Linked DNA regions of Mus musculus: region 1 is linked to region 2. The links are chromatin contacts, found by Hi-C or POLR2A ChIA-PET in ENCODE. All regions are on one chromosome and are shown on one strand. Each heading gives the region's core, a stretch centred on a gene start or an enhancer-like site at or near the end of the contact. The rest is flanking DNA. Distances are from core to core; before and after follow the strand shown.

The links. A loop is a pair of places that touch in the nucleus more often than their neighbours do. ChIA-PET counts read pairs that join two places held with the same protein, here RNA polymerase II (POLR2A).
Region 1: a map of gastrocnemius shows a loop between it and region 2 (4-fold over the local background). The contact joins the promoter of Slc26a11 here to the promoter of Rnf213 in region 2. A Hi-C loop is called at or near these places in 8 of 37 maps with a recorded cell type or tissue (T-helper 2 cell, adrenal gland, gastrocnemius and 2 more). POLR2A ChIA-PET finds 5 or more read pairs at or near these places in 4 of 5 experiments (Patski and embryonic stem cell).

Annotation. Positions count from the first base shown.
Region 1 is chr11:119,353,488-119,356,857 of GRCm38, forward strand. Slc26a11 (solute carrier family 26, member 11) reads left to right here and starts at 2,070. Exons shown (of 17, transcript NM_178743.3): 1 at 2,070-2,148; 2 at 3,321-3,370. The coding sequence starts at 3,364. It overlaps Sgsh (N-sulfoglucosamine sulfohydrolase (sulfamidase)), which reads right to left and starts at 2,023. Exons shown (of 8, transcript NM_018822.3): 1 at 1,910-2,023. The coding sequence starts at 1,997.
Region 2 is chr11:119,388,354-119,392,063 of GRCm38, forward strand. It overlaps Rnf213 (ring finger protein 213), which reads left to right and starts at 1,746. Exons shown (of 68, transcript NM_001040005.3): 1 at 1,746-1,773. It overlaps Mir1932 (microRNA 1932), which reads left to right and starts at 2,119; the gene lies at 2,119-2,208.

The DNA.
Region 1 (3,370 bases), core at 820-3,319, 35 kb before region 2:
ACAAAGATGGATACCCAGCCTCCAGTCCAGCCACCATCCTCCACCCCGCTGGACCACTCGGACAAGAACCAATGACAGCTGAGCCAGTGGGAGGACTGGCGGGAGGACAGGCAGGAGGACAGATGGCAGGACAGGGAGGAAGACAGACAGAACGACAAGGAGGAAGACAGGCAGGAGGACAGGCGGGAGGAGAGGTGGGAGGACAGGGAGGAAGACAGGTAGGAGGGCTGGACAGAGGACACATGGGAGAACAGACAAGAGGAAAGCCAGGAGTTCAGGGAGGAAGACAGGCAGGAGGACAGGCGGGAGGACAGAGGGACAGGGAGGAAGATAGGCAGGAGGACAGGACAGAGGACAGACAAGAGGACAGGCAGGAGGACAGGTGGGAGGACAGGGAGGAAGACAGGCAGAAGGACAGGGAGGAAGATGGGCAGGAGGACAGACAGGAGAACAGGCGGAAGGACAGACAGAAGAACAGGCGGGAGGACAGACGGGAGGATAGGTGGGAGGACAGGCAGTAGGACAAGCAAGAGGACAGCCAGGAGAATAGATGGGAGGACAGGGAGGTAGACAGACAGAAGGACAGGGAGGAAGACAGGCAGAAGGACAGGATGGAGGACAGGAGGGAGGACAGATGGGAGAACAGGCAAGAGGACAGCCAGGAGGACAGATGGGAGGACAGGCAGGAGTGGTTGTGTTACGTGTGCCTTCTGTTGCATGCCAGGAAGCCATGCTGCTTGCACACAGAGGTCTCAGCTCTTGCCTCTGACCCTGATCATTCAGTCCTAAAATTCCTGCTGTCATTATCTGAATCCAGTCTTCAACAGTTAAGTGAGGGTGGGGTCCAATCGAACAGGACTGTGGCATTTCTCTGTCAGGTTTGGAAATGAGACAGGTGTCATCAACAATCCAGGAAGGCCTCCCCAGAAACAGAGGGAGGAGCCGGCTCTCTGAACCCAGTCTCTCCATATAATGAAATTGTTAGACTTACATTGGTTTGTTAAAAACCTGGCCTGTAGTGTGGCGTGCATGTGTGCATGCGTGAGTGTGACTCTATTTTCTGCTTTGTCCGTATTTTCCCTGCATGTACATATACAACAGTTACAGATCCCTGTGAGCCGCCATGTGGGTTCTGAGTATTGAACCTGTGTCCTCTGGAAGAGCAGCCACTTCTCCTAACCACTGAGCCACCTCTCTAGCCCTGAGACTGCCAGGTTTTGTTGTGATGGCTGTCCAAGCTGAGACAGGACCGAAGTTCCAGAGCCACACGAACTGGCTCCAGAGGATTCCAGCGCCAATCCTATCCGGTGGATATACACCCTAGGCCGATCTTCGAGACTATCCTTGGAGAGATTGGGGGTAGTGCTGCAAAGACAGCACTGTTTATGTTACAATTAACCAACTGGCTTGCCCAGATACCACAAAGTTTATCAGAAGAGTGGGCCTGGCCCAGAGCCAGACCTCAGAAGGCCTGGGCTGTCACAAGCCAGGCACTGATCACCCAAACAGGAAGTCTCATGAATGCAGGAGGAACTTGGTGGTTTGCGTGGGCATTGGAGTACTGTACTTTTGGGCCAGGAGCTAAGAGAACTGACCAGGGCATCCTGCAAAAACTCGGGGACTCAGGCTATTCTCATTTCTGGAACCTTATCAGAGGTCTGCATGAGTAGCCGGGGTCCACCGGGTCTCCTTGGCAGCTTTGACTACAGATGTGGGAATGCTGGCCAGCTTGGGGATGGCAGAAGCGGGAGGGCCAGACGCATTTAGAGTCACCAGGAAGAGACCTGCAACAGGAGGCTCGGCAAGGAATTGGCGCGCCGGGGTCAGCATGGGCCAGTGGCGGGGAAGAGCCCAGTGGCCGCTTCTGGGAGCAGCAGCAGGTGGCCGTGCCAGGGACGGCGGCACTCACCAACTATCAGTAGCACGTTGCGCGAGTGCGCGCCGCAGAGTCCCAGGACCAACAGAATTGTGCAGCAGGCCAGTCCCGGGCAGTGCATGGCGGCGCCGGTCAGGGTAAGCGGTTCCGGCTCGTCCGCTCCCCACGGTCACGTGCACGGCAGGCCCCGCCCATGTCCTGCCCACTCTGTTTCTGAGATTCCTGCGGACTCAGCTACCGCCACTTCGGAAGACCCTGAGTCTCAGCGTCCGGTGGGTGAATCTGGGTCCTTGTGATGGAGAGAGGGAGTGTGTGGCGGTGTGGGCTGGGGTCACCAGGAGCTGTGGGGCCAGCGCTGAGTCCTCGGGTGAGCCCTACTCCGGGAACCCTCCCTACCGCAAACCATTAGAGTCCGGGCCGCCTTACTCCAGGTTCTCAGACTTGTTTGTGTTCCCCACTGGGACCTCAGCCTCCGTTTCCCAACCCCCCCCCCCCATACCCCACCCCGCGATCCCGGGATCCCGCGCTAGCGGCGGCGTGGGGGTGGGGAGGAGTGGATTTTGTCCAGAGTGTCATTTCCAGGGCTGGGGCGTGTGGACCAGTAATGAGGAGTCAGCTATGGGCTGGGACACGTGTGTGTGTGTGTGTGTGTGTGTGTGTGTGTGTGTGTGTGTGTGTGTGTGTGTGTGTCTGTTCGCCAGGATCTTAGCGGATGCTACGTACCTAGAATTAATTTGAGAGCTTCAGTTAGTCTTTGGAAAACAAAGTAGAATCTTCAGCCCTCCCACCCTTGGGCTATGAATGCCACAAGTGGGTGCTGGGTAAATCTTGACTTCAGGGATGTCACATACTCCCACCCCCTTTCCCCCAACTGCAGCCCTTAGTGGTGGGTGGAGTCCTACCTAACACCTTGGTGGCCCTCTGCGGTGGTGAGGTGTACACTTGGTGAGGTGTAAATCTTGGCTCCTCAGGGCCTCCTGGCTGCCTACCTACACACTCTGCCGGCCAGAGGAAGCCTGAGCCTGCAGGACCTGCTTCTTCTGGGCTGGGATAGTCAGGTTCCCCGGGGAGGGGGTAAAAGAAAGGAGCAGGTTCTTCGGGGTGAAAATGTCGTCTTTAGGCATCCCCTCAAGAGCTAGTTTGCGGGGGGCGGGGAGGGGGGGTTGGTAGGGGTTGACAGTGGAGAGACACCAGAGCTTGGGATCAGGGGCTATGGCCCAGAGATGGGAAAGAGAGGCTGAGGCCTCCCTGAATCCTTGGTGCAGGCCCATGTGCACATTTTGCTGGCTTCCTTTCCCAGATCATGGTGGTTTGGTAAACTTAGCCACCTGGCTCAGCCTCCCTGCCACAAAAGGCAGGCTATGCTCCTGACGCCCTTGGGAAGATAACGCCACCTTCTCCCAAGCTCAGCCCCTGATCACTGCTCCATGTCACCCATGCCCAGCTCTGTGAAAGGTCTGGGTCAGACCAGATCCCCCAGCCTGCACATGGCAC
Region 2 (3,710 bases), core at 496-2,995:
CAGGCAGAGCAGATGCTCCTCTGGACAGCCACACCCTGCAACAGCACCTTACTGAGCCCCCCCCCCCCCCACCACACCACCACACACACAGATGGTAACAGGGTGTTTCTGAAGGAGCTCTGCTCTGTATTACATAAGACACCCATGGGTGGCTTTTCCAGCAAGCTAACAGGTTCGTCTCCCAGCCTCAGGAGGATAGTTCATGGCATGCCCTCCATGACTCCTTTCTCCAGGTGCTGATGAGTGGCTGAGAATCTCTTAGCTACTTTTCTGTTGCTATGATGGAACACCATGACTAAGGCAACTTATTAAAGAGATGGTTTGATTGGGCATATAGGTTCAGAGGGCTTAAGTTTATTATGATAGAGGCAGGGCACAGAGCCTGTGGCTGAGAGCTCACATCTGGATCTGAAAGCAGAGAGTATACTGGGCGTGGAATGGGCTTTTAAAACCTCAAAGCTGCCCCCAGTGACAAACCTCCTGTGGAAAAGGCCACACCTCCTACTTCTTCCCAAACAGTTCAATCAACAGGGGACCAAGTATTTGGACATATCAGCCCATGGAAGCCATTCTCACTCAACCCCACCACCCCCAGAGGAGGGAGGGAACCCATTAAGTGTAAAGAATGACCATAAGGAACAAACTAAGCCACAGGCGGTTCCAGAAGACTGTCTTTGGAGCTCCACTTGCATGCTGTGGCTCTAATACAACAACATAAATAAGTGCAATTAAAAAAAAAACTTTAAAAATCTGGGAAGATGAGGGTCTGGCCCCGAGGTGCATAGGAGGAAGACTTTGAGAGAGCTGCATGGAGGTTTGGGAACCGAGATCAGTTGGTACAGTGCTTGCTGAGCATCCAGAAGCCCTGGGTTCCATTCCAACATAAGACCAGCCATGGTGGTATGCACATGTAGCCCCAGCCCTTAAAACACAGGCAGGAAGTCGGGCGTGGTGGCGCACACCCTTAATCCCAGCACTCGGGAGGCAGAGGTAGGCAGATTTCTGAGTTCGAGGCCAGCCTGGTCTACAAAGTGAGTTCCAGGACAGCCAGAGAAACCCTGTCTCAAAAAACCAAACCAAATCAAACCCAAACCAACCAACCAACCAAACAAAAAGACACAGGTAGGAGGATCAGAAGTCCAGGGCCATCCTCAGATACTGTGGTACTTTAAACAAGAATGGCTCCCATAGGCTCAAGATATTTGAGTGCTTGGTCTCCCCACACTTGCTAATACTTAGTTAAAAAGCTTTGGGGGCAAAGGACATGACTGAGACTCACAGATGAGAAAGTGCAAGCACACAGTGTGGCCGTCCACTAGCAATGACTACTGCTAGCGGCTTTTGGTGGACTTCGATGTGATGGGTTGCCATCACTTCTTTGCCATCACTCTACTTTGCATGCACGCAACCTGTAGGTGAACACTCTTGCTGTCCTCCAGGTCCTTCTGTGGGTGGCTTCAGCTTGGCTAAATCCTGGATACTGTCCAAGGTGCTGGATGTCTGGGGCTAGAGGTTTGAACCTATCAATGGTCACCCATTCAGGGCGGTCCGTCCTGGTTGGGGGAGAATGTGCAACCCTGGTGCAAGAGCCAGTGAGATTTCGAAGGCCGTGGGCACGCAGCGGCTGTAGTCGCTCTGGACAAGCGAGCTAGGCCGGCGCCACCAGGCGGGGAATTCCAGCAAGGCTGTGCGCCAAGGAGGCGGAGGGGCGGCGCCGGCCCCGTGACCCCTCATCGAAGCGCGCCAGTCCGCGCGGGCGCATGGGCACTGCAGGTGCGAGCGAGGGGCTTCGGGGTTCCAGGATCTGGTGCTGGGCTAGGAGCGGGATGCAAGTCCAGGGGCAGTGACGCGAGGCCTAGGGTGCGGGATGTGGGTCTCAGGGACGCGCAGGGACCGGGGTGCAAGGTCCCGTTGGGCAGGGCGCGGGTGTTTCGGGCCAAGGGTCCACGGGGCGACATGCGGAGCTCTGGATGCTGTTTCATTGGGTGCCGGTCCTGCTAGGGAAGAGTGGGCCGGCGGCTCATGGCCCCTGTGGTCACAGTCCCTGAATGGTGCCTGCGTCCTGATGCGCCGGCGCCCAGCGGCCACTTCCTTCATGTTCCAAGTTTCGGTTTCACTGCAGGCAGCCGGTCCAGCCTGGCCCTGAGTCTCCGACCCCATTAACTCTCGGGTTGCGGACAGCGCTAGGTCGGCCCTGCTCCCCAGCAACACCCAGGAAGGTCGGGGACCCCCAACCTACACAACCCCGTGTCCTCGCGTAAAGCGGTCCCAGGCTCCGCCCCGGAATCTGCTCTCACCAACTGCAGCAGAACTTTTGCGAGCCAGATGTCTGCCCTCACCAACTGAAGCCAGAACTTTTTCGTGCCAGGCGTCTGTGCCCAGGGCGCTGATCTTACCTAGGTCAAAGCCGGGAGCCTCCCCTGTCCCCGAAGCTGCAGCGAGAGGTGCGCTCGCTCGCAATGGGCTAGCCCAAACCCATCTGCTTTTTTCTTAGTCTAGCCCGGGCGGGGGGTGGAGGGGAGGCACGGGAAGGGTCCTCTAGCTGGTGGAAAGGAGAGGCGGTGCCGCTGGCCGCTCACTTGTGCAAGGCTGCCTCTAGTCCGGGCTTCGCAGTTTCCAGGGGGGGAGGCACGGGAAGGGTCCTCTAGCTGGTGGAAAGGAGAGGCGGTGCCGCTGGCCGCTTACTTGTGCAAGGCTGCCTCTAGTCCAGGCTTCTCAGTTTCCTGAGCAGCACTAGAGAACTGACTTAGGTGGTGTTGGCTTTGGGCACACCAACCGAAAATTGTAGTAGGAGATAACCTGCCACCCCGTGGTGTGTTTCAGTTTGTTCTGTGAGACTCATGGTTTGAGAAGCAGAACTTTCTTTCTCCTCCTCCGCCCCCCCATTTTGTTTTTGTTATTGTTGTTTGTTTGTTTGTTTTTTTGGCCTTCAAGACCCGGTTTCTTTATAGCCCCTGCCTGACGTGGAACTCACTCTGTAGACCAGGCTGGCCTCGAACTCACAGATCTGTCCTGCTCGGCCTCCCCAGATTAAAGGCATGCACCACCACTACCCACGAAAAGCAGAGCTTTCTTAAAAGAAATTTACATCTCTCAAGAGAGGACAGAGGGCTGAGGCAGACCACACTTTTACCTGAGAAAGCACTTGTTCAATGCCACCACCTTGTCTAGCTCCCAACCTTCATGAAGCCTGTGACCCCAGTTCTCAGCCTCTGCCCTTTCCTGTAGCTCCTGTTTGCTAGAAAGCCTCCAGTCCCAACTCCCATTCTTAACCATTCTTAGTTTGTGGGTTGCCCACAAAGGATACATAGTTACTCTTGTGTTTCCCGCAGTTTGTGGGTTGCCCACAAAGGATACATAGTTACTCTTGTGTTTCCCGCCCCCTGCTTGCTTGTTTTGGTTTTAAGAAGTTCTTTGGAGCCCTGCCTGGCCTTGAATTCCTTATCTTCTGCCTTCACCTTTCAAGTGCTGGGGTTACCAGCATGGGATTCTCTGCCGGGTTTTTGGTAGCCCTCCTCTCCCACGTCTATGTAGCTTATAGCCCAGCCAGAGAGTCTGGAAGTGCAGAGGGGAAGGCAGGACCTAAGTGGTGGAGTTATTAAAGGTGTGCGTGAGAGGGAGGTGCCATGACCAGAGGGACGGATCTAGGGGTCTTTGAGGGGAGGCATAGTAAGGATTGCGGATTGGCTGTGGCAAGTGGGGCCAGGAAA